Linked DNA regions of Homo sapiens: region 1 is linked to region 2. Evidence: read pairs that join two places in POLR2A ChIA-PET (ENCODE). Cell type or tissue: OCI-LY7. All regions are shown on one strand. Each heading gives the region's core, and the rest is flanking DNA. Links, peaks and the distances in the headings are about the cores only. Region 1 holds the start of TYW1B (tRNA-yW synthesizing protein 1 homolog B). Region 2 holds the start of TBL2 (transducin beta like 2).

Region 1 (13,818 bases), core at 1-8,000, 750 kb before region 2:
CAACTTCAGCAGGGATGAAAGGTAGCACAGATACTGACACACTTTATTTTTCTCTTAATCTGACACACCTGTATTTTTCTCTTAAATCTTTCTGGTTGTATTCCTCAAATATTAGCCCCTTGGTATAATAAGGTCCTTTAATAGGCAGGACCCACATTTTTAAGGCTCATGATTTCCATTCCCTCCAAGAAAAAACTTTACATACTTTTATCCTATAAGGTATTTTAGTAGAATAATAGTAGGAACTTATTTTCTGATCCTTAATTAATGGAAAGAGAGGACTACTGACCCTTAAAGGTATAAAACAAATTTGTTTTTCATATAAAAGGTTCACTTTTCATTACAAAAATCTTCCTGTATCTTAAAAATGAGACACACCTATCAAAGAAAAAGTAAGTAACTTAATCCAAGATAACTTAGTCTCCAAAAACTTAGAGAAGAAATTTATTTTAGGCATTTCATTAAAATGTCTAAAGACCAAACACAAAAGTAATTAAAGGTTCCTTTTAGTGTTTAAATCCTCTATAAAATCTGATGCCTAAATACTCTATTAAAAAAAATAACTCCACTTACCTGCATCTCGATGACAATCTGGACACAAATCCAAAGGCTAATGCTAACAGCAAAGCCCAGATAAATGTAAAACCTGTTTATCCATAATGATATTAAAGGTGAGGAGAGGTCCCATGTATCCGCAGAAGGATCTAAATTTAAAATGACACACACAGATAATTTCATTTAAAGCTACATATACAAAGATATCCTTCCCGATTTTAAGAAGAAAATAAAACCAACCTTACATTCAACAACCCAGCTAAGAAATCTAATTTAAAAATCAACTGTTGGCCGGGCACAGTGGCTCATGCCTGTAATCCCAGCACTTTGGGTGGCTGAGGCGGGCAGATCACCTGAGGTCAGGAGTTCGAGACCAGCCTGGCCAACATGGTGAAACCCCGCCTCTACTAAAAATACAAAAATTAGCCGGGCATGGTGGCGCGCGCCTGTAATCCCAGCTACTCGGGAGGCTGAGGCAGGAGAACTGCTTGCACCTGGGAGGCAGAGGTTGCAGTGAGCCAAGATTGCGCCACCGCACTCCAGCCTGGGCGACAGAGCAAGGCTCCATCTCGTGGGGGGGGCGGGGGAATCAACTGTAATAAAAATAACACACTATGTAGTAACGTAATAAAATTATCATACTGTTAACACTAACTCAAAGAAAAAACAGAATATAAAACTGTATCTTCACTTCGAAATGAGCATTTAGAAGCAAGAGAAGGAACATAAAGTAAAAATACTTCATGTGAAATTAAGTTAATTGTTTTGTTGTGCTTGCTCCATAAAAAAAGCTTAAGTAGTAAAAGTATTCTTTTTACTAACTGTACTTTCAAAGGCTCACGGTTAAACTTGTAAAAGATTCTCAAGTAACTGACCTTACGTCTCATTTTTTTTTTTAAGAGAGATATGGAAGGACCTGGCTTCAAACGTTCAACCTGGCAGCAATTTCAAAAGTCGAAGCCTGAAATTTAGGCTTTACAGGTGCAAAAGTCCTAATACACGTGGGTAAAGTGGGAGGGGTAGTTTTCTGTCTAACCCCCTAGCCTCAAAAGGCAAAAGCCAGGTCAAAAGTAGGGATCGGTCCTCCTTGCTCTCAGCGGCGGCTAGCCGGTGCTGTCAAGTGCAACAGTCTCCGAAGGAAGGGGACCGAGGACGCCACTCCGCCCGGAGAGGGTCTCAGTAAAACGTTTACCTCCCCTGCCGCCCCAGGGTCCTTGCCCGCCGAGTGCCCTTACCCATCCTCCTCAGAGCCGACAGGAGACTAGGATCTCGGACCTGGAGAGCCCAAAGGTTCGCACTGGTACTGCGAGACGCACCGAGCTACCTCGCGGCGTTAGCGCCGTACCGAGTGGCTGCAGAACTGTGGGCAGCTACGACGCTGCCAGGCCCGTCCTGATTGGTTCAGAGGACGAAGAGGTGGGCCCAGAGGAAAGCCCGGAGCTCCGGGAAAGGAAGCCAGTGCCCGGTGCGCTCTCGGCCCTGCTCCGATTGGCTCAGAGGGGAAAGGGGGCGTGTCCAGAAATAAGCACCGCCCGGAGTTCCGGGCGATGAGGGCGGAGCGCTTCCGCCTCCGTTTGGATTGGCTCAGACTGGGAAAAGGCGGGTCCAGAGAGAAATGATTGGCATGGGAAAATTAAAAGAGGAAAGGAGTGGGGAGCGGGGGAAATGCTATGTGGGCCTGTTTGGATCTTAATTGAAATAAACCGACTGTAGAAAGGCATTATTTTTGGGAAACCCCGAGGGTAAACCCCGAGGATGACTTAATATCATCTAATAGATGATATTAAGGAATTGTAGTTAATCTCGTCGCGTGTATCTGTTAAGGGCTATAGGCTGAAGTATTTAATGCTGAAACCATATGATGCTTTCTTTAAAATACCCCCAACCGGCCGGGCGCTGTGACTCAAACCTGTAATCCCAGCACTTTGGGAAGCCGAAGCGGGAGGATCGCTTGAGCCCAGGAGTTCGAGACCAGCCTGAGCAACATAGTGAGACCTCGTCTGTACAAAAAATTTTTTTAATTATTTATTTAATTAAATTAGCTTGGCGTGGCCGCTCACACCTGTAGTCCCAGCTACTTGGGAAGCTAACGCTGGAAGATCGCTCGAACCCAGGAGGTCGAAGCTGCAGTGGGGCCATGACCCTGCCACTGCACTCCAGCCTGGGTGACAGAGTGAGACTGACTTTAAAAAAAAAAAGTAAATAAAAAAGCAACAAAAAAAATGAAAAAAGAATAAAACAAGGATGGCAAAATGTTGATAGCGCGGTGATGGGTACATGGAAGGTTCATTACACTTTTTTGTCTACATTTTATGTTAAAATATTTCTATTATAAAAGGGTGAGTAAATAAAAATATTTATCATAAAATAATTCCATTATAAAAAAATTTCTATTATAAAGTGGGTCTGGCCCTTGAATTCCGCGGAACGAGGTGGTGCCAACGCTGTGTTTCAACCCGGTCACTAAACATCCGCGAGCATCCTGTCAGAGCTCTCAGCTCATTGGCGAAAGTAAAACGCCAAGGAAAAGCACCTCCCTTTTTGGGCGTGGAAAGATGGCGGTAAAAGCCACAATGCGCAGGCGTCATCGCTCACTTCTCCCCTCCCGGCTTCTGCTCCACCTGACGCCTGCGCAGTAAGTAAGCCTGCCAGACACGCTGTGGCGGCTGCCTGAAGCTAGTGAGTCGCGGCGCCGCGCACTTGTGGTTGGGTCAGTGCCGCGCGCCGCTCGGTCGTTACCGCGAGGCGCTGGTGGCCTTCAGGCTGGACGGCGCGGGTCAGCCCTGGTTTGCCGGCTTCTGGGTCTTTGAACAGCCGCGATGTCGATCTTCACCCCCACCAACCAGATCCGCCTAACCAATGTGGCCGTGGTACGGATGAAGCGCGCCAGGAAGCGCTTCGAAATCGCCTGCTACAAAAACAAGGTCGTCGGCTGGCGGAGCGGCTTGTGAGTAGCCCCCTCCCTCGGGCCTGGGCCTGGGCCTGAGCCGTCACCTCCGAGGCGGCCTGTCTCTGCCCAAGTCGAGTGAATGGGCCAGGCTGGGGTGTTTGTTGGCCCGGGAGGAAATGGAACATTCCTGCTGTGAGCATGAGACGTCGCTGTCCGAGCTTGGCGCCTAAGCCAAGGGTTTCTTTATTTGGTTGGTTCCGATTGGGTTGTTGGTTTGGGGTTTTGTTTTGTTGGTGTCATAAAAGCTGCAGCCAAGAAATCTCATAATTGTGGTCCTTTTCCTAGAATAATGATGGCTGAGAACCTAGTGTTCCGAATACTGTCATAGATCTCAGTAGCCCTAGCAGTTTAAAGTGCGTAGTGTCTTCACTGCTGCCATCTAGGGACTGGCATTCCGTGGCAGCAGCTGTCTGCACCCCACCCTTGTGTTTCTTACGTCCTCCCATGACATTTTTCTCCAGTGAGCAAATGGTAGGGCAAATACAGTTCTGAGTTTTGAAAATGTTCCCTCAGGCCGATGCGGGCAGATCACTTGAGGCCAGGAGTTCGAGGCCAGCCTGGCCAACATGAAACACCATCTCTACTAAAAATACAAAATTAGCCGGGTGTGGTGGCGCATGCCTGTAATCCCAGCTACTCAGGAGGCTGAGGCAGGAGAATCACTTGAACCCGGGAGGCGGACGTTGCAGTGAGCCGAGATCGCGCCATTGCACTCCAGCCTGGGCAAAAACAGTGAAATTCCATCTAAGGGCGGGGGGGGAAGAAAACTGCCCTCTACACTAAAGGTCATCAGGGGGATTTGTTGTGTCTTGCCGTTCATGTTGTTGCCATCTCGTATTTAAATGTAAATGCATGTCCAAGTTTCAAGTATATTCACATAGGACTTTCTCTCCTGCCCTCACAAGGGAAAAAGACCTTGATGAAGTTCTGCAGACCCACTCAGTGTTTGTAAATGTTTCCTAAGGTCAGGTTGCCAAGAAGGAAGATCTCATCAGTGCGTTTGGAACAGATGACCAAACTGAAATCTGTAAGCAGGCGGGTAACAGCTGCAGCATAGCTAACCCTAATAACCATTTATAACGTATTTGTAGATATATTAAACATTAAAGGCTGTTTTTCTGGAGGAAAGACTAACCAAGCAATAATGTGAACTGCACAATATCACTTCTAATAATAAAGAACTTGGTGGTTTTGTTTTTTTGTGTTTTTTTTTTTTGCCAAAACCTCCTGAAATCAGATTTTCTACTAAATTACCTCATTTTTCTATAAATTACCTCATTTATAGAATGTGGTATACCTGAAAACTGAATTTGTTTTCAAGTATTTCATCTTTCAGACCCTTTTATTTTTTTGGCAGGGGACAGAGTCTTGCTCTGTTGCCCTTGGCTGGAGTGCAGTGCACTTCACTGCACTCAGCTCACTGCAACCTCTGCCTCCTGGGTTCAAGCGATTCTCTTGCCTCAGCTTCCAGGGTAGCTGGGATTACAGGTGCCCACCACCCTGCCCGGCTAATTTTTGGATTTTTAGTAGAGATGGGGTTTCACTATGTTGGCCGGGTTGGTCTCAAACTCCTGACCTTGGGTGATATGCCCACCTCAGCCACCCAAAGTGCTGGGATTACAGATGTGAGCCACTGCGCCCAGCCAAAAGATTCTTGCATCTTTTGGGCAAAGCTCAAACCATTACTTACATATTAATAGCTGGAGAGGATGAAATTTAATTTTCTCCCCAGTTACTCATTTTTTGTCGTTAGTTAATAAATAGTGTGTGATAGAGAAAGATAGTGATTTCTTAACTGTGTTGGCATTTTTTTAGATTTTGACTAAAGGAGAAGTTCAAGTATCAGATAAAGACACACACAACTGGAGCAGATGTTTAGGGACATTGCAATTATTGTGGCAGACAAATGTGTGACTCCTGAAACAAAGAGACCATACACCGTGATCCTTATTGAGAGAGCCATGAAGGACATCCACTATTTGGTGAAAACCAACAGGAGTACAAAACAGCAGGTGAGTGGTCTCTCATGTCATCAAAATATAGCCATGGAAATCAGTTTTCTCTGAAGAAATCATTAAAATAATGGGTCTGGGGCCAGGCACAATGGTTCATACCCGTAATCCTAGCACTTTGGGAGCCAAGATGGGAGGATTGCTTGAGGCCTGGAAACAGCCTGGGAAACATAGGGACGCCCCATCTCTAAATTTTTTTGTTTATTGTTGTTTTTTTGTTTGAGACAGAGTCGCACTGTGTTGCCCAGGCTGGAGTGCAGTGGCACGATCTCGGCTCACTTACAATCTCCACCTCCCGCGTTCAAGCAAGTCTCCTGCCTCAGCCTCCCAAGTAGCTGGGATTATAGGCACGCGCCACCACACCCAGCTAATTTTGTTATTTTTAGTAGAGTTGAGGTTTTACCATGTTGGCCAGGCTGGTCTTGAACTCCTGACCTCAGGTGATCCGTCCGCCTTGGCCTCCCAAAGTGCTGGGATTACAGGCATCAGCTACCGTACCCTACCTCTAATTTTTTTAATATAAAAAATTAAATTTAAAAAAATGGGTTTGCATGGAAGCAAGTGGGTAGAAGTTTTGTGGAAGAGATGGAGGAAAAGGACGGGGTTGTAAAGATAGGTAGTTTTTTTTTCAAGTAAACACAAATATGTATATAGGACTTTCTTCTTCCTATCCAAATCAAACTTTTAAAAACAAAACTTGAGTTTTTAAAGGGTCATTTTAACACCTCTTTTTGAATTTTTCAATTTACATATAATTCACATACAATAAATTTCACACTCATAAAGTGTGTACACTTTAAGTGGTATATTAACAAAGTTTGGGAACCTTCCCTGCTACCTGGTTTGAGAACATTTTCATCACCACAAAAAGAAAGTCAGTATCCATTAGTAGCTATCCCCCATTTTCCCCCCACAGGCCCTTCCCAACCACTAATCTCCTGTCGTTATGGACTTGTCAATTCTGGACATTTCATATAAATGGAATCATACAATATATGGCCTTTTCAGGGTTCATACATGTTGTAACCTGCATCAGCATGTCATTTCTTTTTTATGCCGGAATAATAGCCCGCTGTACAGAAAAAAACATATTTTGTTCATTCATTTATCAGTTGATAGACATTGGGTTGCTTTCACTTTTGAGCTATGATGAGCAATGCTGCTATAAAATTTCTTGTATGTTTTTGTGTAGACATATATTTTCATTTCTGTATACCTGGGGACTACCAAACCTATTTCTAAAACAGCTGCACCATTTTACATTACCACCAACAGCGTTTAAGAGTTCAGTTTCTCCACATCCTCAGTAATACTTGTCATTGTCTGTCTTTTTGATGATGGCCATCCTGGTGGTATCTTGTCGTCGTTTTGATTTGCATTTCCTTAATAATGATTTGAGCATATTTCCATGTGCTTATTGGTGCCTCGTCTGTCTGCTTTTGAGAAATCTCTGTTCAGGTTCTTTGCCCCCTTTTTATTCTCGCTCTGTCACCCAGACTAGAGTGCAGTGGCGCGATCTCGGCTCATTGCAAACTCTGCCTCCCGGATTCAAGCAATTCTCCTGCCTCAGCCTCTTGAGTAGCTGGTACTACAGGCGTGTGCTACCACACCCGGCTAATTTTTCTTTTTTTGTATTTTTAGTAGAGACGGGGTTTCACCATGTTGGCCAGGCTGGTCTCGAATTTCTGACCTTGTGATGCACCCGCCTCGGCCTCCCAAAGTGCTGGGATTAGAGGCGTGAGCCACCACACCTGGCCTTCACTTTCTTCATAATTTTTTGAAACACAAAAGCTTTTCTTCTTGATAAGTCCAATTTTTCTATTTTTTTTTAACGGTCACTTATGTTCTTAATGTTATACCTAAGAAACCATTACCTAATCCAACTACATGGAAACTACTTTGTTTTTGAAAACCTTATGAAATAATATAGTAGAAGAAATTGCATTCTCGATTTTGTCTTGGTAGGCTTTGGAAGTGATAAAGCAGTTAAAAGAGAAAATGAAGATAGAACGTGCTCACATGAGGCTTCAGTTCATCCTTCCAGTGAATGAAGGCAAGAAGCTGAAAGAAAAGCTCAAGCCACTGATCAAGGTCATAGAAAGTAAAGATTATGGCCAACAGTTAGAAATCGTAAGAGTCAAATATTTTCTTTGCTTCATGTTACCTAAATATTGTATTCTCTAGTAATAAATTTGTAGCAAACATTCAGACATTGTAAACAGTCAGATATTTTCTTTTCTTTTTTTTTTTCTTTTTTTTTTTTTTTTTGAGATGGAGTCTCGCTCTGTTGCCCAGGCTGGAGTGCAGTGGCGCAATCTCAGCTCACTGCAAGCTTCGCTTCCCGGGTTCATGCCATTCTCCTGCCTCAGCCTCCCGTGTAGCTGGGACTACAGGCGCCCGCCACCACGCCTGGCTAATTTTTCGTACTTTTTAGTAGAGATGGGGTTTCACCGTGTTAGCCAGGATGGTCTTGATCTCCTGACCTCATGATCCACCCGCCTCGGCCTCCCAAAGTGCAGGGATTACGGGCGTGAGCCACTGTGCCCAGCCAGATATTTTCTTAAGACTAAAGGTTGGTCAGCCTTGTTTACCACAAATCCTTTTATTTTTTTCCCAGCATTTATTTTTGTCATATATTATGCATAGTGTTTTAGATACATGATTTTAGCAAATTTAGCAACTATTTAAAATAAGCCACTTAAAAATTGCTATTTTAGTGGAAGATTGATAATTCCAATTACCTGAAAAATTTTGCAAAAATTAGTACAAAGCACACTATGGGAATTTATATTGAGTTTTCAGAGATAGCTCAATTGCGTGCTTTACTCCAGTGCTGATCATAATCCTAAAAGACAATCCCAAATACCACAATCCCAATGTTGAAATCATAAAAAAATCAAAATCTCTAAAGTCCAAAGCCTGAACTTCTAATATCTTGAAAATCACAGTTCCAAAAGATTGAATCCTGGCTCGGCGCAGTGGCTCACGCCTGTAATCCCAACACTTTGGGAGGCTGAGGCAGGCGGATCACCTGAGGTCGGGAATTCGAGACCAGCCTGACCAACATGGAGAAACCCTGTCTCTACTAAAAATACAAAATAGTCAGGCGTGGTGGCACATCCCTGTAATCCCAGCTACTTGGGAGGCTGAGTCAGAAGAATCATTTGAACATGGGAGGCAGAGGTTGTGGTGAGCCAAGATTGCACCATTGTACTCCAGCCTGGGCAACAAGAGCGAAACTCCATCTCAAAAAAAAAAAAAAAAGATTGAATCCTGAATGATGAAATTCTGAAAGCTGAATTCTGGCAAAAGGATTAGCACTCTTTGAGTTGTATGCAGGATAGTCGCGTCTGGTTAATTGCATCATGTGAGGAAAAGCTAGGACCTTGTTATTGTCTTCATTTGAAAATTAAAAATGGTTTAAAGAGATGAGTCTGGGTGCCAAGTTGATAAGGGGTGGAATTGTGGATGTAATTTTAGGTGTCAACTTGACTGGAAAGGAATCCCTAGAAGCCTGATAAAGGATTATTTGGGGTATGTCTGTGAGGGTGTTTCCAGAGGATATTAGTGTGTGAACCTGGTGACACTAAACACAGAACATTTTAAAGAAGCAGCGAAACCATTATGTCCTTATGACCTCACCCCACAGCTTCAAACACAGTGTAAATTCAGCTGTCTACAAATTCATGTTTTCAAGGCTTTGCAGCTTATTTATTTATTTATTCATTTATTTTTGAGACAGAGTTTCACTCTCGTTGCCCAGGCTAGAGTGCAATGGTGTGATCTCAGCTCACTGCAACCTCTGCCTCCCGGGTTCAAGCGATTCTCCTGCCTCAGCCTCCCGAGTAGCTGGGATTACAGGCATGTGCCACCTCGCCCAGCTAATTTTGTATTTTTGGTAGAGACAGGGTTTCTCCATGTTGGTCAGGCTGGTCTCGAACTCCTGACCTCAGGTGATCCACCAGCCTCGGCCTCCCAAAGTGCTGGGATTACAGGCGTGAGCCACTGCGCCCTGTCTGCAGCTTCTTTTTAAAAGTAAATGACCTGTAGAGAAGTGTTGAGTATGTGAGTATCCACTGTAGATGTGAACTAACCCATCTGACACTACTTGAAGTTCTAAAATCTTTGCAAAACTGTACACGTGGGCCAGGCACAGTGGCTCATACCTGTAATCCCAGCACTTTGGGAGGCCGAGGCGAGCAGATAACACGGTGAAACCCTGTCTCTACTAAAAATACAAAAAATAAGCCAGGTGTGGTGGTGGGCGTCTGTAATCCCAGTGTCTTGGGAGGCCGAGGCAGGAGAATCACTTGAACCTGGGAGGTGGAGGCTGCAGTGAGCCAAGATCACACCACTGCACTCTATCTCAAAAAAAAAATAAAACAAAAACATACACATGGTGTCTACGTAAGTCTTCACATTGCTTTTTCTCCTTCATACGTGGAGGTGACTTTACTGAGCTATAAAATGTAATGCTAAATTTTAGTATGAGAAGAATCAGAGTTTTCTAGTTTGTCCCTTCCATTTACAGCGGAAGAATCAGAATAAGTGTTTAAACATAGGGATTAATGCCTTGTCACAGGGGGCTACATGGATACTTGAGGGCAGAGGCTGAACTGGAACCCAGTGTGCCGCCCTACCCATTGTCTTATCTATTGCACCATAGAACTGTGGTATTAGAGATCTGGACAGCATTGTGCTTGCCTCAAAGTTAAAGCTGAGTTTATTCTGTGTCTTGCTCATCCTCATTTGGTAAACTGCTACGTTAAATGTTTCAGGTATGTCTGATTGACCTGGGCTGCTTCCGAGAAATTGATGAGCTAATAAAAAAGGAAACCAAAGGCAAAGGTTCTTTGGAAGTACTCAATCTGAAAGATTTGAAGAAGGAGATGAGAAATTTGAATGACACCCATCAGTCTCTTCACCTCTAAAACACTAAAGTGTTTTCGTTTCCAACAGCACTGTTTCATGTCTGTGGTCTGCCAAATACTTGCTCAAACTATTTGACATTTTCTATCTTTGTGTTAACAGTGGACACAGCAAGGCTTTCCTACATAAGTATAATAATGTGGGAATGATTTGGTTTTAATTATAAACTGGGGTCTAAATCCTAAAGCAAAATTGAAACTCCAGGATGCAAAATCCAGAGTGGCATTTTGCTACTCTGTCTCATGCCTTGATAGCTTTCCAAAATGAAAGTTACTTGAGGCAGCTCTTGTGGGTGAAAAGTTTTTTGTACAGTAGAGTAAGATTATTAGGGGTATGTCTATACGACAAAAGGGGGGTCTTTCCTAAAAAAGAAAACATGATGCTTCATTTCTACTTAATGGAACTTGTGTTCTGAGGGTCATTATGGTATCGTAATATAAAGCTTGGATGATGTTCCTGATTATCTGAGAAACAGATATAGAAAAATTGTGTCGGACTTAAATAATTTTCGTTGAACATGCTGCCATAACTTAGATTATTCTTGGTTAAAAAATAAAAGTCACTTATTTCTAATTCTTAAAGTTTATAATATATATTAATATAGCTAAAATTGTATGTAATCAATAAAACCACTCTTATGTTTATTAAACTATGGCTTGTGTTTCTAGACAACTTCCTAACTCCCTTTCTTTTCTCTGCCTGTGTCTGTGGTAGGGTTAGGGAGTTGTTAGGAGAACTAAATAAGTCCATATGAAGAGTGCTTAGAACAGGGCCTGTACTTGTAAACGCCTGAAAAATTTTTGCTAACACTTGGGATGTAACTGAAGTATTATTTTAGTATTTAAACACGTAAATGGACAAGGTGCAAGCTTTTAAAAATCTACTTCAAGGCCAGGGAGGTGACTCACACCTGTAATCCCAGCACTTTGGGAGGCTGAGGCAGGCGGATCACCTGAGGTCAGGAGTTCGAGACCAGCCTAGGCAACACAGTGAAACCCCGTCTCTACTAAAAATACAAAAATTAGCCAGGCATAGTGGTGCATGCCTGTAGTCCCAGCTACTCGGGAGGCTGAAGCAGGAGAATCGCTTGAACCCAGGAGGCAGAGGTTGCAATGAGCTGAGAACGTGCCGCTGCACTCCAGCCTGGGTGACAAGAGTGAAATTTGGCTCCAAAAAAAAAAAAAAAAATCTATTTCAAAAGAGATACATTCTAGAATATAAATCAAATTCACTCAAAATAAATATACAGATGTATTTCTGGACAGCAGTTTTTATTTTAACTGAAAACAGGCTTCTTGACTTGAAAAGGTACTGATTGGTTTATAAGCACACAGAACTCCCTGCTAATACAAGCTCTCAGAAATGTCCCTTTAGTTCAAAATAATTGAGATTATAAAGTCAAAATTTTTTCTTACAGTGTTAACAAAATATATTCTTGTTTGATAACATGGGAATGAACTCTTTTTCTGTTAATGCTAAAGCTAGGCTGCTGTTTTGATACAGCTACTTGTTCAATATATCAATAGCTCTATCTTTCTTAGTAAGAAAATATAAACATTTAATGAAACATTTCCTTAAGATTTTCTGGGGCCAGGCGCAGTGGCTCACACCGGTAATCCCAGCAATTTGGGAGGCCAAGGCGGGTGAATCACTTGAGCTCAGGAGTTCAAGACCAGCCTGGGCAACACAGTGAAACCCCATCTCTACCAAAAATACAAAAAATTAGGCACGGTAGTGTGCACCTATGGTCCCAACTACTTGGGAGGCTGAGGCAGGAGGACCACTTGAGCCCGGGAGGCGGAGGTTGCAGTGAGCTAAAATCACCCCACTGCACTCCAACCTGGGCAACAGAGCCAGACCCCATCTCAAAACAAAGATTTTCTGATTCTGAATATTCATTTTTTTCTAAAAAGCTGGAACTTCAAGAAATGTCAAATGTAGATCACATCTGAGTCATCATCTAAACTTATTTTTTTAATTTTATACTAATTTCATTATCAAAGAACTTAACATTTTTGGTTCATGATCATCTTCCCAGTACCACAGCCATAATGGATTATTTTAACGATTGATTGATTGGACTTTTTCAGTGCAAGCTGATGGTGTGTGCATTTGGTCACAATGACATTTCAGACTTAGGCCTCTTCTTTTACCACAGTTCTTTTCTCTGAAGCTTCCCTTGTACCCCATACAGAAGTATTTGCTCCAGTTGCTGGAACCCAGTACTCTACTTAAATTCCTTCATGGGTCTAGATTTATTCAAACTTGTATTAGAGCTGCTTAATTATCTGCCTTCAGGCTAGACTGTGAGCTCCTTAAGGGCAAGGGAGTTAGCAATGTGTGTGTATATCCCACCATGCTTTGGACCTAGTAGATGTGGAGTAAATGTCTGAAATAATAAACATGTGGGCCAGACACAGTGGCTCACGCCTGTAATCCCAGCACTTTGGGAGGCCAAAGCTGGTGGATCACTTTAAGTCAGGAGTTCAATACCAGCCTGGGCAACATGGTAAAACCCTGTCTTTACTAAAAATATAAAAAAAAAAAAAAATTATCTGAGCATGGTGGCACGCGCCTGTAATCCCAGCTACTCAGGAGGCTGAGGCAGTAGAATCATTTGAACCTGCAAAGTGGAGGCTGCAGTGAGATGAGATCATGCCACTGCACTCCAGCCTGGGTGACAGAGCGAGACTCCGTCTCAAAAAAAAAAAAATTCAAAAATCAAAATGCTCAGGGACCATTTCCTTTGAGCATTATGTTTCTAATTTGGGGGTTTTTCGGATTAAGGATACTCAACCTGTAGTTAAATGAATTGTAACATCTCCTTATTGTGGATTTTTCTTTTTTTTGAGATGGAGTCTCGCCCTGTTGCCCAGGTTGGAGTGCAGTGGTGCAATCTTAGCTCACTGCAACCTCCAACTCCCGAATTCAAGCGATTTTCGTGCCTCAGCCTCCTGAATAGTAGGGACTACAGGTGCGCACCACCATGCCTGGCTAATTTTTGTATTTTTAGTAAAGACAGGGTTTCCCTATTTGGGCCAGGCTAGTTTTGAACTCCTGACCTCAGGTGATCCACCTGTCTCAGCCTCCCAAAAGTGCTGGGATTACAGGTGTGGGCAACTGCACCCAGCCTATTGTGGAATATTAAGTATATTTTAACAAATGAGACATCTTCCCGTATGTCCTATAGCGATGTCCATGGTAATAAGTGGAGGAGGGGTAGAGACGGAAGAGGGAATAAAACTACGGAGGAATGTATTATGGTGTGATCCCATTTTTGTCACTTTTTTGGAGGAAAAACCCTAAATATGTGTGTACAGGTTTATATACGGTTGAAAGAGCATAGAAATTCTGTGGAAAAATACACATGTA
Region 2 (14,733 bases), core at 3,146-11,145:
AAGAGCCACTGGTCAGACATCAGAGCGGATTCACTCACCTCCGTGAGTCGTTGGAGAAAGCAAACGAGTGCACAGCCGCGGAGTGGCCCTTTAGTTCGAAGGCTCGCACCACCTCCTGGAACTCCCCCTTCTTTCCAAAGCAGACTTCCCAAACCTTCACATCTGGGGTGAAGCCACACGAGGCTACAAATCTGCCATACAACCCAGAAGCCTTTAAAACTTCATTTTCGGAGCATGTTGTTCCTGTAAAACCCCTCAATCTCTTTCCTGAGAAAGTTGATAATCCTCATATCTGGATAATATAAACCTTTAAAGAGTTATTTTGGCCGGGCGCGGTGGCTCACGCCTGTCATCCCAGCACTTTGGGAGGCCGAGGTGGGTGGATCACCTGAGGTCAGGAGTTCGAGACCAGCCTGGCCAACATGGTGAAACCTCATCTCTACTAAAAATACAAAATTAGCCAGGCGTGGTGGCGCATGCCTGTAGTCCCACCTACTGGGAAGGCTGAGGTGGGAGAATCACTTGAACCTGGTAGGTGGAGGTTGCAGTGAGCTGAGATTGAGATTGCACCACTGCACTCCAGCCTGGGCAACAGAGTGAGACTGTCTCAGAAAAAAAAAAAAAAAAAGGCCGGGTGTGGTGGCTCATACCTGTAATCCCAGCACTTTGGGAGGCCCAGGCGGGCAGCTCACCTAAGGTCCGACAGTTTGAGACCAGCCTGACCAACATGGAGAAACCTCACCTCTACTAAAAATAAAAAATTAGCTGGGCATGGTGGTGCATGCCTGTAATCCCAGCTACTTGGGGGAGGCTGAGGCAGGAGAATCGCTTGAACCCGGGAGACGGAGGTTGTGGTGAGCCAAGATCCTGCCATTGCACTCCAACCTAAGCAACAAGAGCGAAACTCCATCTCAAAAAACAAACAAACAACCACAACAAAAAAGTTCTTTTATGTATGTGACCTCAGTTTATCTTCTAGCCTTGTTCTAAGATATGTAACATCCCCGCCCAAAGGTGGCTTGGCACAGTGGCTCACGCCTGTAATTCTACCACTTTGGGAGGTCGAGGCAAGAGGATCACTTGAGGCCAGGAGTTCAGGACCAGCCTGGGCAACATAGTAAGACCCCATCTCAACAAAAAATACAAAAATTAGCCAGGTGTGGTAGTGCACGCCTGTAGTCCCAGCTACTCGGGAGGCTAAGGTGGGAGGATGGTCTGAGCCTGGGAAGTCAAGGCTACAGTGAGCTGTGATTGCGCCACTGCACTCCTGCCTGGGCGAGGGTGAAACCGTCTCAACAAACAAACAAACAAAAAACAAAAATTAGCTGAGTACAGTGGCACATGCCTATAGTCCTGACTACTCAGGAGGCTGAGCTGGGAGAATAGCTACAACCCAGGAGTTTGAGGCTGCAGTGAGCTATGATCGCACCACTGTGCTCCAGCCTGGGTGACAGAGTGAGACTAATTTTCTAAAAAACAAAAACACTGAAGATGAAGAAATAGCGACTAAGGACATGGGGCGACCTGCATGAAATCCCACTACTGCAAGTGGGGAGAGCTGAGACTTGAAGCTCGGGTTCCTGACCCCACCCCGTATGCTCTTCCCACGCGATGAAGCTGGCTCTCTGTTCTGTGCCTGCTCCCCAGCCCCAGCCTCTCGTGGTCCCAGACGCCAATACCCCTCCTTGCCCACCTGCCACAGGGAGATACAGCAGCGTGTGTGTTGTTCATCTGGTTGGTGTTGATGGTAGACAGCACTTGACCCTTCAGGCTCCAGATGAGGACAGTGGTGTCACTGGAGGCAGTCATGATAAACTTCCCTGAGCGGGAAGGGAGTGATGTGGGTCACGGGCAGTGACCTGACCAACTGTCACTCTCCAAAGACACTTACAAGGCCTCTGCTGCCCGAAGTATACATGTCTCCTCCCAGGCCAAGGGTCACTACAGATAAGGACTCTGCTGAAGACTGTGGCCCTTCCCCACCTTCCCTAGGGACCTGGTGTGGCCCAGGGACTCCAGGGGAGCACAGAGCCAGGCTGTTCAGAGCCAGGGACCCCTTGTTCCTCTCAGGTTGAGCAGAACTTTCAGGCAGCATTAACTCATTGAGGAAATAGAACTGGATCTTTCCTTCATGCTTTGGGCAGGCGCCACCCTCTGAATGCCTCTTACCTGTGTTAGCAATGCCAATGTCGATGACAGGCGCCTTGTGCTTTTTAGGGAAGTCCTCTGGGGTGGCTGTGAAGGTGTAGCCCCCATCCTCCCGCTTGGTCATCTTGAAGACACGGAGGGTGTCCCCGTTGGCCAGCCAGACGATGAAGGCTCTAGAGACAGGCAGCAGACAAGTCACGCTCTCACTGGACAAAGAGGCTCTGTGTTCCAGGTCCTGTGCTGGGTTCTCGGGGAAGTCAAGATCTCTCCTCATGCCCCACAGTCTAGCCTTAAAACTTAAGCCCCTGGTTCCAAATCTCATAAAACTCCTCAAAAGGTAAGATTCTGATAGCTTTGGCTCCTTTAGTTTCTCTCTAGGGTTTAGAAACTAAGGCTCATCTGGAAGCCAGGCCAAGGTATTTCCAGGTAGGAAGAGACCTCCCCCTGTTTCCTTGCTGTATAGCAGCCCAGATCTCCAGGGAGCCCCAGGCAGCGCGCAAACTATGTGGATGCTCTTTCTGGCACCCCAAGGGAGGCCCTGGGTCCAGGTCCCTCCTCACTACCTCAAAGCAGATATGGGAAGGCCAAAGCCTGGGACTAGGCCTCTGCAGGCAAACCTGAGGCTCCGTCTTGTCCCACCTGCAGTCAGGGCTGAAGCGCACCAGGGTGGCGTGGTCCAGCTCCACGTTGGCTCTCATGCTGCGGTGCTCTCGCTGCAGGAAGTCCTTGGTGCTCCAGATGCGGATGGTGCGATCATCTGCACAGGTAGCCAGGTATTTGCCATTGCTGCTAAAGTCCATGCAAGATATGTTCCCGCTGTGGCTCTAGGGGAAGGGTGGCAGGAAGTGTCAATAGGAGCTCCTGGGGGAGATGGGGAAGCCAAACCTGGAGCCGGGGAGATGGGGCCCTGTGGCCTGGATTAACAGCAAGCTGAGATTGGGCTGCGATGAGAGGGGACAGAATTAAGCACCCCCGCTGATTCTGATCAGAGGCAGGAGAGCCTGTAACATGCATGGAATACTCCAGAGGAAAAGCCTGTGGGGCTGAGTCTCAGGGTGCACGCTGTGCCAGGTACCCCACGTACCTTCAGAGCTGCAGCCAGGAGGCGGTGGGTGAAGTTGTGTTGTTGAGGCTTCTCCTTCCGAATCCGCTGATATTGTTTCTGCTTCTTGGATCCCGAAGATTTGTCAGGTGGAAATCCATTTGCTTTTTGGCCTATAAGGAAGGGCCATGTTGTTCTCCAGTTACTCACTGATAAGCATTTACTGCCCACCTATGATGAGCCAGGCATTGAGTGGAACAGCAGGAGATTAACCAGATATGGCCCTTGTCTTCTGGAGGAGAATGAGTGTGATATGGGCAAAAACAGAGGCTTTGGCTGGCTGGGTATGGTGGCTCATGCCTGTAATCCCAATGCTTTGGATCATTTGAGCCCAGGAGTTCGAGGCTGCAGTAAGCTATGATCACAACACTACTGCATTCCATCCTGAGTGACAGAGCAAGACCCTGTCTCAAAAAAAAACAAACAGAAAACAGAAACAAAACAGAGGCTTTGGAATCAGACCTGGGTTTGGATTCTGTCTCTACTACTGACTGACTACTGAGGAGGCTGTTTACAGTAAGTCCACAGAGCACCTTCATGTAGAGTGGAAAAGGCGCACTCTCTGGGTTGGGTGATGCTGCTGGGCGGGTACACAGCACGGCCAGTGGAGTGTGGATCCTTGGCCAGACATCCCTATGTAGGGAGTAATGTGCACAACCATCTCTAGCGGCCCTGCTTTGGGTAAGTTAGTGAATTGCTCTGGACCTTGGTTTTTTTTTTCTTTTCTTTCTTTCTTTTTTTTGGAGACAGAGTCTTGCTCTGTCGCCCAGGCTGGAGTGCAGTGGCGTGATCTCCGCTCACTGTAGCCTCTGCCTCCCAGGTTCAAGCAATTCTTGTGCCTCAGCCTTCCAAGTAGCTGGGATCATGGGCGTGCACCACCATATCCAGCTAATTTTTTTTTTTTTTTTCAGATGGAGTCTCGCTCTGTCACCCAGGCTGGAGTGCAGTGGCGTGATCTCAGCTCACTGCAAGCTCTGCCTCCCGGGTTCACGCCATTCTCCTGCCTCAGCCTCCCAAGTAGCTGGGACTACAGGCGCCCGCCACCATGCCCGGCTAATTTTTTTTTGTATTTTTAGTAGATGTGGGGTTTCACCACATTAGCCAGAATGGTCTCAATCTCCTGACCTTGTGATCCACCCGCCTCGGCCTCCCAAAGTGCTAGGATTACAGGCGTGAGCCATGGCACCTGGCCCCAATTTTTTTGTTTTTTTAGTAGAGATGGGGTTTCACCATGTGGGCCAGGCTTGTCTCCAACTCCTCACCTCAAGTGATCTGCCTGCCTTGGCCTCCCAAAGTGCTGGGATTATAGGCGTGAGCCACTGTGTCCGGCCCAGCCTTGGTTTTCTTAAAGAGAGGTTGAGAACTGGGGGCGGTGGCTCATGCCTGTGATCCCAGCATTTTGGTAGGCTGAGATGGGAGGATTGCTTGAGCTCAGGAGTTCGAGACCAGCCTGGGTAACATAGTGACACCCCATCTCTACAGAAAACTTTAATTAGCTGGGCATGGTGGTGTGCGCCTGTGGTCCCAGCTATTCGGAGGCTGAGGAGGGAAAATTGCTTGAGCCCAGGAGTTCAAATGCAGTGATCGTGCCACTGTATTCCAGCCTAGGCGACAGAGTGAGATTCTGTCTCAAAATAAATAAATAAATAAATAAATAAAAATAAGGGAGATTGAATTGGATGAGATATCTACAAAGTGACAAGCAAAAGTACCGAACACAAGCATTAAAGGCTCTATGGAGGCCGGGTGCGGTGGCTCATGCCTGTAATCCCAGCGCTTTGGGAGGCTGAGGCAGCTGCTGGATCATTTTTTTTTTTTGTTTGATACAGAGTCTCGCTCTGTTGCCTCAGTCTCGATCTCCTGACCTTGTGACCTGCCCGCTTCGGCCTCCCAAAGTGCTGGGATTACAGGCGTGAGTCACCATGCCCGGCCCGGCAGCTGGATCATCTTGATGCCCAGGAGTTCCACCAGTCTGGCCAACATGGTGAAACCCCGTCTCTACTAAAAATACAAAAATTAGCCGGGCGTGGTGGCAGGCGCCTGTAATCCCAGCTACTCAGGAGGCTGAGGCAGGAGAATCACTTGAACCCAGGAGGTAGAGGTTGCAGTAAGCCAAGATCGCACCACTGCACTCCAGTACCTGAAAGAACTCGGGGATGAGAAGTCAACATCTGTTGAGTCCTGTGCGGGGGAGTGGAGCCAGTCACTTTTGTAAAAGATACTTAATTGAGTCACAAAGCTGGCATGTGGTAAATGACTGCAGATGCTCCCCAATTCCAACAGGAAAAAAGCTCCTGGGCCCTGCAAACAAACACAGCCACAATCTGTCCTCTGCTTCCTTCTCTCCAGGCATGTCTAACAAGCCCCCCTCCTCACACTTAAGTCATACCAAATGCTGTTTGGGGACTCCTTGCCTTCTCGGGTATTGCCATTGGCAGGAATGTCTTTTTTCCTTGGCCTTCTGGCAAACTCTTCTTCTAGAACCATCCTTTGAGACCCCACACTACCTCATGTGCCCCCTATTCTCAGTAATGATTTCCCTAACAACCACCTCCCCCATAAAAGAACAGGACTCGGCCAGGCAGGGTGGCTCACGCCTGTAATCCCAGCACTTTGGGAGGCCGAGGCAGGTGGATCACAAGAGGTTAGGAGATTGAGACCATCCTGGCTAACACAGTGAAACCCCGTCTCTACTCAAAAAATACAAAAAATTAGCCGGGTGTGGTGTCGGACGCCTGTAGTCCCAGCTACTCAGGAGGCTGAGGCAGGAGAATGGCGTGAACCCAGAGGCGGAGCTTGCAGTGAGCCGAGATCCCGCCACTAGACTCCAGATTGGGCGACAGAGCAAAACTCCGTCCCCCTGCAAAAAAAAAAAAAAAAAAAATGCAGGGCTGGCCGGGCACAGTGGTTCACGCCTGTAATCTCAGCACTTTTGGAGGCCAGGACGAGTGGATCACCTGAGATCAGGCGTTCGAGACCAGCCTGACCAACGTGGCGAAACCCCGTCTACTAAATATACAAAAATTAGCCAGGCGTGGTGGTGTGTGCCTGTAGTCCCAGCTACTCGGGAGGCAGAGGCAGAAGAATCGCTTGAACCTGGCAGGCGGAAGTTGCAACGAGCCAAGATTGTGCCACTGCACTCCAGCCTGGGCAAGAAGAGCGAAACTCTGTCTGAAAAATAAATAAAAAGAGCAGGGCTGCCCACTGACTCTCTGGTGTTTCCCATTTCTAGTACTAACCTCTTCTATGAAACTTTTCAGAGACAGGCTCTTGCCGTCACCCAGGCTGAAGTACAGTGGCGCGATCTATCACAACTCACTGCAGCCTTGAATTCCTGGACTCACGACACCCTCCTGCCTCGGCCTCCCATGGAGCTGGGACTACAGGGGCGTGCACAACCACACCCAGCTAATTTTGCGTAGAGATGGGGTCTTGCTATGTTGCTCAGGCTGGTCCCAAACTCCTGGGCTCAAGCGATCTCCCTGCCTCGGCCTCCCAAAGTGCTGGGAATACAGGCGTGAGCCACTTCGCCTGGCCTCAGTGAAACTTATTTCACCGTGTTTTTCACTTACATATTTAGGTGTTCATAATACAGATGTACTTCTCCTTTACTGGACTCCTTACAGAAAAAGACCCCAAAGCCTATCACAGGGTCATAGATGCCCAGTAAATGCTGCTGCACATCACAGAATTGGTGCTTTTTCCGAGATCGCGGCCACGGAGCAGGCTGAAGAGTTTACGGTGCTCTCCTGGCCACCCCGGGGACGGCCTGGCCTCGGCCACAGAGAAAGCCGCAGTAAGGGGCCCAGGTTGGAGCCAGTCCCGCCCCAGGAGGTGCGCCTAACCCGGCAAGGCGGGTCCCCGTCTCTGGAAGCGAAGCTCACGTTACCAGAGGAGAAACTGAGGCCCATGGAGTCGCCGGGCCCCACCAGCCGCGGGCCCAAACCGCAGGTCGGACCACGAGGAGGCCGGGAGCCGGGACACCGCGGGCCGCCCCCACCCGACCCGGCCCCACTTACAGGCGGGCCGGCCGCTCCTCTCCTCCCCCGCGCGCAGCCACCCCCGCGCTACCGCCGCCGTCGCCATCAGGGCCAGCAGCCCAAGCAACACCGACAGCCCCATGAGCTCCGACATCTGCGAGAGCTCCATGTTGGTGGAACCACTGCCACCTCAGCTAGTGAGTACGCGGGCGCCCGCACGGCTCTGCCGGGCCGCGCACGCACGCGGGGGCGCGGCCTGGCCGTTGGGGAGCCTCAAGCGGCTGGGCCTGGCCGTTAGAGCGCCTGGGGGCGGAGCCTGGTTGTTACAACGCCTTCAGGGCGGGGCCTGGCCGTTAAAGCACCTCAAGGGGTGGGGCCCGGCTGTTGTGGCGCTCGAGGGGCGGGGCCTGGAGTTAGAGCATCTCCACCCGCCGAGCCTAGTTATTAGAGCGCCTCGAGAGGCAGAGTCTGGAGTTAGCGCGTCTCGAGGGGCGGGGCTGGGTTGTTAGAGCGTCTCGAGGGGCAGAACCCGGAGGTAGAGTGTCTCGAGGGGCGGGGCCTGGAAGTAGAACATCTCGAGGGGCAGGGCTCGACCCTTGGTGCGTTTCGAGGGGCGGGTCGCCTGGCGGTTGAGATTGCAGGGCTGCGGAGGGCGGAGGAAGGCGGGATTTGCGATCACTGCTCACGCCTCCTCCTGAAGAACTCACTGATAATTGTTTATTAAAGGCATTATTCCAGCCATCACCACACTGGATCCTTTCAAGGAAGCGGGGCGGGGATTATTATTACCATTTAACGGATAGGAAACTCAGCATCAGCGAAAGTTCAGATGGGCTTTTAAGGAAGAGTAGGCCAGGCGCGTGGAGTGGAACAGCCTCCGCAAAGACCTGAGAAGCTGGGATGTGGGAAATGGCTAGAGGGGCGGAAAGGTCTGGGGGACGTTGAGCGCTGGCTCCATCCAACAAGCTGCTCATTACAGGGAGAGGTGGGGCAAAAGCTGTGTCTGAGGATTCCCTGGATGGACCTTTGTGTGAAAAGACCAAAATCAGAAAACCGGCAGTGGCTTCAAGGATCCGAGAGGGAGGTGACGAGGGCCTGGATTTGGGGCTGGCCTGGCAAGTCGAAAGTTAAAAGGGAGAATTTTTAATAGAAAACTTATTTTATTTATTTATTTATGTATTTACTTTTGAGACGGTTGCCCAGGTTGGAGTGCAGTGACGCGTCTCGGCTCACTGCAACCTCCGTCTCCCGGGTGCAAGAGATTCTCCTGCCTCAGCCTCCAGAGTAGCTGGGATTACAGGCGCGTGCCACCATGCCCTGCTACTTTTTGTGTTTTTTATAGAGACGGGGGTTTTGCCATGTTGGCCAGGCTGGTCTCGAACTCCTGACCTCAGGTGATCCACCTGCTTCGGCCTCCCAAAGTGCTGGGATTACAGGCGTGAGCCACCATGCCGAGCTGGGAGATTATTTTTATTTTTTATTTTTTGAGATGGAGTCTCGTTGCACTGTCGCCCAGGCTGGAGTGCAATGGCGCCATCTCTGCTCACTGCAACCTCTGCCTCCCGGGTTCAAGCGATTCGCTTGCCTCAGCCTCCCGAGTAGCTGGGATTACGGGTGCCCGCTAGCATGCCCCGCTAATTTTTTGTATTTTTTAGTAGAGACGGGGTTTCGCTATATTGGTCAGGCTGGTCTTGAACTCCTGACCTCGTGATCCGCCCGCCTCAGCCTCTCAAAGTGCTGGGATTACAGGTGTGAGCCACCGCGACTGGCCCAGACCAGGAAATTTTTTCATAGAAAACTTATTTTTTTTTTTGAGACAGAGTCTTGCTCTATTGCCCAGGTTGGAGCGCAGTGGCGCGATCTCGGCTCACTGCAACCTCCGCCTCCTGGGTTTATGCCATTCTCCTGCCTCAGCCTCCCGAGTAGCTGGGATTACAGGCGCCCGCCACCACGCCCGGCTAATTTTTTAAAAATATTTTTAGTAGAGACGGGATTTCACCGTGTTAGCCAGGATGGTCTCGATCTCCTGACCTCATGATCTGCCCGCCTCGGCCTCCCAAAGTGCTTGGGGGATTACAGGCTTGAGCCACCGCGCCCGGCCAGAAAACTTCTTTTAAGGCCGGGTGCGGTGGCCCATGCCTGTAATCCCAGCACTTTGGGAGGCCGAGGCGGGAGGATCACCTGAGGTCAGGACTTCGAGACCAGCCTGGCCAACATGGTGAAACCCCGTCTCTGGCCAACATGGCGAAACCCCGTCTCTACCAAAAGTACAAAAATTAGCTGGGCGTGGTGTCCCACGCCTCTAATCCCAGCTACTCGGGAGGCTGAGGCAGGAGAATCACTTGAACCTGGGAGGCAGAGGTTGCAGTGAGCCAAGATTGCTCCACTGCACTCCGGCTTGGGTGATAAGAGTGAGACTCCATCTCAAAAATAAATATAAAATAAATAAAAAAAGAAAGAAAGAAGAAAACTTCTTTTAAAATAATTACAGCCGCCAGGCACAGTGGCTAAAGCCTGTGATCCCCAACACTTTGGGAGGCCAAGGTGGGAAGATTGCTTGAGCCTAGCAGTTCAAGACCAGTCTGGGCAACATAGCAAGACCCCATCTCTATAAAATAAATAAATAGGCTGGGTGTGATTGCTCACACCTGTAATCCCACCACTTTGGGAGGCCCAGATTTTAGCCCAGGAGCTTGAGCCCAGCCTGAGCAACATAGTGAAACCCCGTCTCTACCAAAAACTACAAAAATTAGACGAGCGTGGTGGCACATGCCTGTGGTCCCAGCTACTTGGGAGGCTGAGGCAGAAGGATCACTTGGACCCGGGAGGTGGTTTTGCAGTGAGCCGTGATTGCATCACTGCACTGCAGCCTGGGTGAGGGTGAGACTCCGTTTCAAAAAAAAAAAAAAAAAAGTTAAGGCTGGGCACGGTGGCTCATGCCTGTAATCCTAGCACTTTGGGAGGCTGAGGCAGGCGGACCACCTGAGGTCAGGAGTTCGAGACCAGCCTGGCTAACATGGTGAAACCCTGTCTCTACTAAAAATACAAAAATTAGCCTGGCATAGTGGTGCGCACCTGTAATCCTAGCTACTCAGGAGGCTGAGGCAGGAGAATCGCTTGAACCTGGGAGGCGGAGGTTGCAGTGAGCCAAGATTGTGCCACTGCATTCCAGCTGGGGCGACAGAGTGAGATTCCGTCTCAAAAAAAAAAAAATTAGCCAGACATGGTGACATGTGCCTATAGCCCCAGCTAACTGGCAGGCTGAGGTGGCAGAATCACCTGAGTCCGGGAGGTCGAGGCTGTAGTGAGCTGTGATCGTGCCACTGCACTGCAGCCTGAGCAACAGAGTAAGACCCTGTCTCAAAAAAAAAAAAAAAAAAAAAAAAAGATATAAAGATGCACAGTGGTTTGAAAAAGTGAACAGGGAGGTCTCATGGACTCTTCCTCTCAGTTTCCTCCAGTAGTAACATCTTGCATAACTGCAGTGTAATATCAAAACCAGGAACTTGACATTGATGCTATCTACAGAACTTATTCAAATTCCACCAACAAGGAGACAATCTGAAAGACTTATTGGTAGAATTTGGGTTGAACAGTCATGCTCCGTGGGTGTCCCAGTCCCAAAGCCCAGAGTGAGTCGAAGTACCAGAGTTGGAGATTCCTGCTGCAAACATTTCCATCCCCACCCAGGAGCCTGCCTTCCTGACAGTCCAGGCCCTTCGGCAATAAAGGACCCTCTGAGAACAGTGGCCGCTGCAGAGGCTAGATGACAGACAGACACACCCACAATCTTGGGGGAGGAAATGGATCCAGTCAGAGAGCAAATGGAGCAGCCTCATTTCCTTCCCTTTTGTCCTTTGCGGGAAACTGGCATTGACTCAGCTGTGGGCAGTGGGGTAGGGAGGGGTGCGAGGGGGTGTCTAGAGCATCCTGAGGCTTGTCCTCCCTATCTTGCTACTTAGGACTGTGGGCCCAGCCATAAGCCACTTTCTTCACACCATCTACAGACAAGCTACACTTTTCAAAGTATTTATTTATTTATTTATTTTGAGACAGAGTCTCACTGTGTTGCCCAGGCTGGAATGCAATGGCATGATCTCGGCTCACTGCAACTTCCGCCTCCCGGGCTCAAGTGATCCTTCTGCCTCAATCGATCATCCTGCCTCAGCTCCCAAGTAGCTAGGACTACAGGCATGCACCATCACACCCAGCTAATTTTTGTGTGTGTGTTTTGTAGAGACAAGGTTTCACCATGTTACTCAGGCTGGTCTCGAACTCCTGAACTCAAGTGATCCTCCCGCCTCAACCTCCCAAAGTGCTGGGATTAAAGGCGTGAGCCACCAAGCCTGGCCAAAGATGCACTTTTAAGAAGAATTTCATTTACCAAGCATTTTGCATGTGACATTTATTGATCCAGGAGCATTTTTTTAATAAAGAGAGTCTCACTGTGTCGCCCAGGCTGGAGTGCAGTGGCGCAATCACAGCTGATTGCAGCCTGAAACTCCTGGGCTCAAGCAATCCTCCCACCACATCCTCCCAAGTAGCTGGAACCATAGGTGCTCACCACCACACCCAGCTAATTTTTGAATTTTCTGTAGAGACAGGGTCTTGCTATGTTGCCCAGGCTGGTCTCTAGAACTCCTGGCCTCAAGCAATCCTCCCGCCCTCAACCTCCCAAATTGCTGGGATTACAGGAGTGAGCCACTGCACCTGTTTGATCCAGGAGCTTTGCGTTTCATTTCACTTGCTCACATTCCCTTCTCACAGATGAGGAGACTGATGCTTTAGGAAGTTAAGTGACTTTCCCAAGGTCATACAGGTGGAGAGTGAGCCTGGGGACAAATACATGTCCTGTCTGGCTGCAATCTGTGGATGTGGGGTAAGAGGAAGAAAGAGTAGCCTCTCTTTGTACAGCTCAGTTGAGGCTACCAAATTCTTTCATATCCTTGAATTCAGTTGGCCTTTAAGACAGGCCATGTTATAATTTTAATTTTTAAGCAGATGGAGAGAAACACTAGGCTTACATCAAATAATATGCCCAAGGTCAACAAGGAAGCAAGGGAAATAACCCAGGTCTACTACAGGATCCATACTCGGGCAGGGCACTGTGGCTCACGCCTGTAATCCCAGCACTGTGGGAAGCTGAGGCAGGAGAATCACCTGAGCCCAGGAATTTGAGACCAGCCTGGCCAACAAAGTGAGACCCCATCTCTACAAAGTAAAAAAATTAGGCGTGGTGGTGCATGCCTGTAGTCCCAGCTACTCAGGAGGCTGAGGCAGGAGGATTGCTTGAGCCCAGGAGTTTGAGGCTGCAGTGAGCTGTGATCACACCACTGCACTCCAGCCTGGGCTACAGAGTGAGATCCTGTCTCAAAAAAGAAAAAAAAAAAATCCATGCTCCTCCCAGCAAGCCACTCTGGCTGTGGCGTGGCCTTGCTCTTACTCTCAAGTTTTATGTAGCCCAGTTGGAAGCCAAGACTGATACGTGGAAGGACAACTGAGGACACACAGCGGGACTCAGGAAAGCTGAATGCATCAGGAAGCAGGGGACTTGCCAATGGATCTTGAGGGGCAGTGAGACTTGACTGTAGCTTCAGGGATGGGCATTTAGACAGGTGAAACAGCACGAGGGAGTGCTACATGGAAAGCGAGAACCAGCCGAGGTACGGAGGTGGAAGTAACTGATTCTGACTGGGCACGGTGGCTCATGCCTGTAATCCCAGCACTTTGGGAGGCCGAGGTGGGTGGATCATCTTGAGGTCAGGAGTTCAAGACCAGCCTGACCAATATGGTGAAACCTTGTCTCTACTAAAAATACAAAAATTAGCCAGGCGTGGTGGTACGCGCCTGTAGTCCCAGCTACTCAGGAGACTGAGGTGGGAGAATCACTTGAACCCAGGAGGAAGAGGTTGCAATGAGCCAAGATTGTGCCACTGCACTCCAGCCTGGGCGACAGAACAAGACTCCATCAAAAGAAAAAAAAATAGAAGTAAATAAGGAGACAGGAGGCCAGGCACAGCGACTCATGCCTATAATCGCAGCCTGTGGGAGGCTGAGGCAGGAGGATCACTTGAGGCCAGGAGTTTGAGACCAGCCTGGGCAAAGTAGCAAAACTCCATTTGTATAAAAAAAATTAGCCAGGTGTGGTGGTGCACACCTCTAGTCCCAGCTACTCAGGAGGCTAAGGCAGGAGGAGGATCGCTTGAGTCCAGGAGTTCAAGGCTGTGGGTAAGCTATGATCATGCCACTGCACTCCAGCCAGGCAACAGACCTGTCTCAAAAAAAAGAAAATTGAGAGGCCAAGGCAGGCAGGTCACTTGAGGCAGGAGTTCAAGACCAGCCTGGCCAACATGATGAAACTCTGTCTCTACTAAAAATACAAAAAGTTAGCCAGTCATGGTGGTGCACATCCGTAATCCCAGCTACTCAGGAGGCTGAGGCAGGAGAATCACTTGAACCCGGGAGGTGGAGGTTGCAGTGAGCTGACATTGCATCACTGCACTCCAGCCTGGGTGACAGAGCGAGGCTCTGTCTCCAACAAAAGAAAAAAAAGCAAAAAGAAAAGAAAAAGAGACAGGAATCCCTAAGCTTGCCTCCCTCATGGGTTGATCACACCTTTCAAGAGCAAAGCAAGATGAGTCCCAGGTACCACTGGAGATTGAAGACTTTTAGGGATGTGAGGGGAGGGAGGCTATGGAGAGAAATGAGGCTGGAGGGAAAGCAGGGTTGGATCACAAAGCACCTCGAACACCTGCCCTGAAGCCTGGCCTTGTCAGAGGCAAACAGTAGCCAAAGAAACAACTGAAGCACACGAGCTCCAACTTGTATTGTCTGGAGTCCTCCCTACCTCTGGCCTCTCTACATTAGGTGAAATGGTAACTTTCCACCTTGTTTAAGTAGTGGTTCTCAAAGTGAGGTCCCTGGACCAGCAGCACTAGGAATGCAAATTCTGTTTTTGAGACAGCGTCTCACCCTGTGGCCCAGGCTGGAATGCAGTGGTGCAATCATAGCTCACTGCAGCCTTAAACTCCTGGGCTCAAGTGATCTTCCTGCCTCAGCCTCCTGAGTGGCTGAGACTACAGGCCACCGTACCCAGCCAGGAATGCAGATTCTTAGACTCCATCCCAGACCTGTTACTTGGTCAGAAACTCTGGAGGTGGGGCCCAGCAAGCTGTACTTTTTTTTTTTTTTTTTTTTTTTTGAGACAGTCTTGCTCTGTCGCCCATGATGGAGTATATTGGTGTAATCTCAGCTCACTCCAACCTCCACCTCCTGGGTTCAAGCGATTCTCCTGCCTCAGCCTCCCAAGTAGCTGGGACTACAGGCACACACCACCACACCCAGCTAATTTTTGTATTTTTAGTAGACAGGGTTTCGCCAAGTTGGCCAGGCTGGTCTTGAACCCTTGACCTCAGGTGATCCATCTGCCTCGGCCTCCCAAAGTGTTGGGATTACAGGTGTGAGCCACTTGCCTGGCCCTCTAGCTGATCCTTAACAAGCTCT

The links. ChIA-PET counts read pairs that join two places held together with the same protein. Peaks named below come from ENCODE experiments on the same cell type or tissue, not always from the same donor. Only the 100,000 strongest peaks of a DNase experiment are listed, where the experiment ranks them.
Region 1: POLR2A ChIA-PET joins it to region 2 with 17 read pairs; 2 of 35 experiments call an interaction of 5 or more read pairs at or near these places.

What each region holds. Positions count from the first base shown.
Region 1 is chr7:72,826,282-72,840,099 of GRCh38, forward strand. It overlaps TYW1B (tRNA-yW synthesizing protein 1 homolog B), which reads right to left and starts at 1,919. Exons shown (of 14, transcript NM_001145440.3): 1 at 1,791-1,919; 2 at 574-704. The coding sequence starts at 1,794. It also overlaps the pseudogene SBDSP1. RefSeq lists silencers at 1,829-2,088, 11,547-11,690 and enhancers at 1,889-2,183, 2,419-2,468. In OCI-LY7, for the core only: CTCF peaks have their summits at 3,839 (motif pointing left) and 4,056; DNase peaks (open chromatin) are centred at 1,990, 3,110 and 3,860; H3K4me3 peaks cover 4,370 bases; H3K27ac peaks cover 2,336 bases.
Region 2 is chr7:73,571,151-73,585,883 of GRCh38, forward strand. TBL2 (transducin beta like 2) reads right to left here and starts at 7,429. Exons shown (of 7, transcript NM_012453.4): 1 at 7,270-7,429; 2 at 3,233-3,363; 3 at 2,788-2,972; 4 at 2,170-2,321; 5 at 1,694-1,820; 6 at 39-191. The coding sequence starts at 7,399. RefSeq lists a silencer at 7,041-7,680 and an enhancer at 8,011-8,080. In OCI-LY7, for the core only: a CTCF peak has its summit at 7,696; a DNase peak (open chromatin) is centred at 7,711; H3K4me3 peaks cover 2,691 bases; H3K27ac peaks cover 1,720 bases.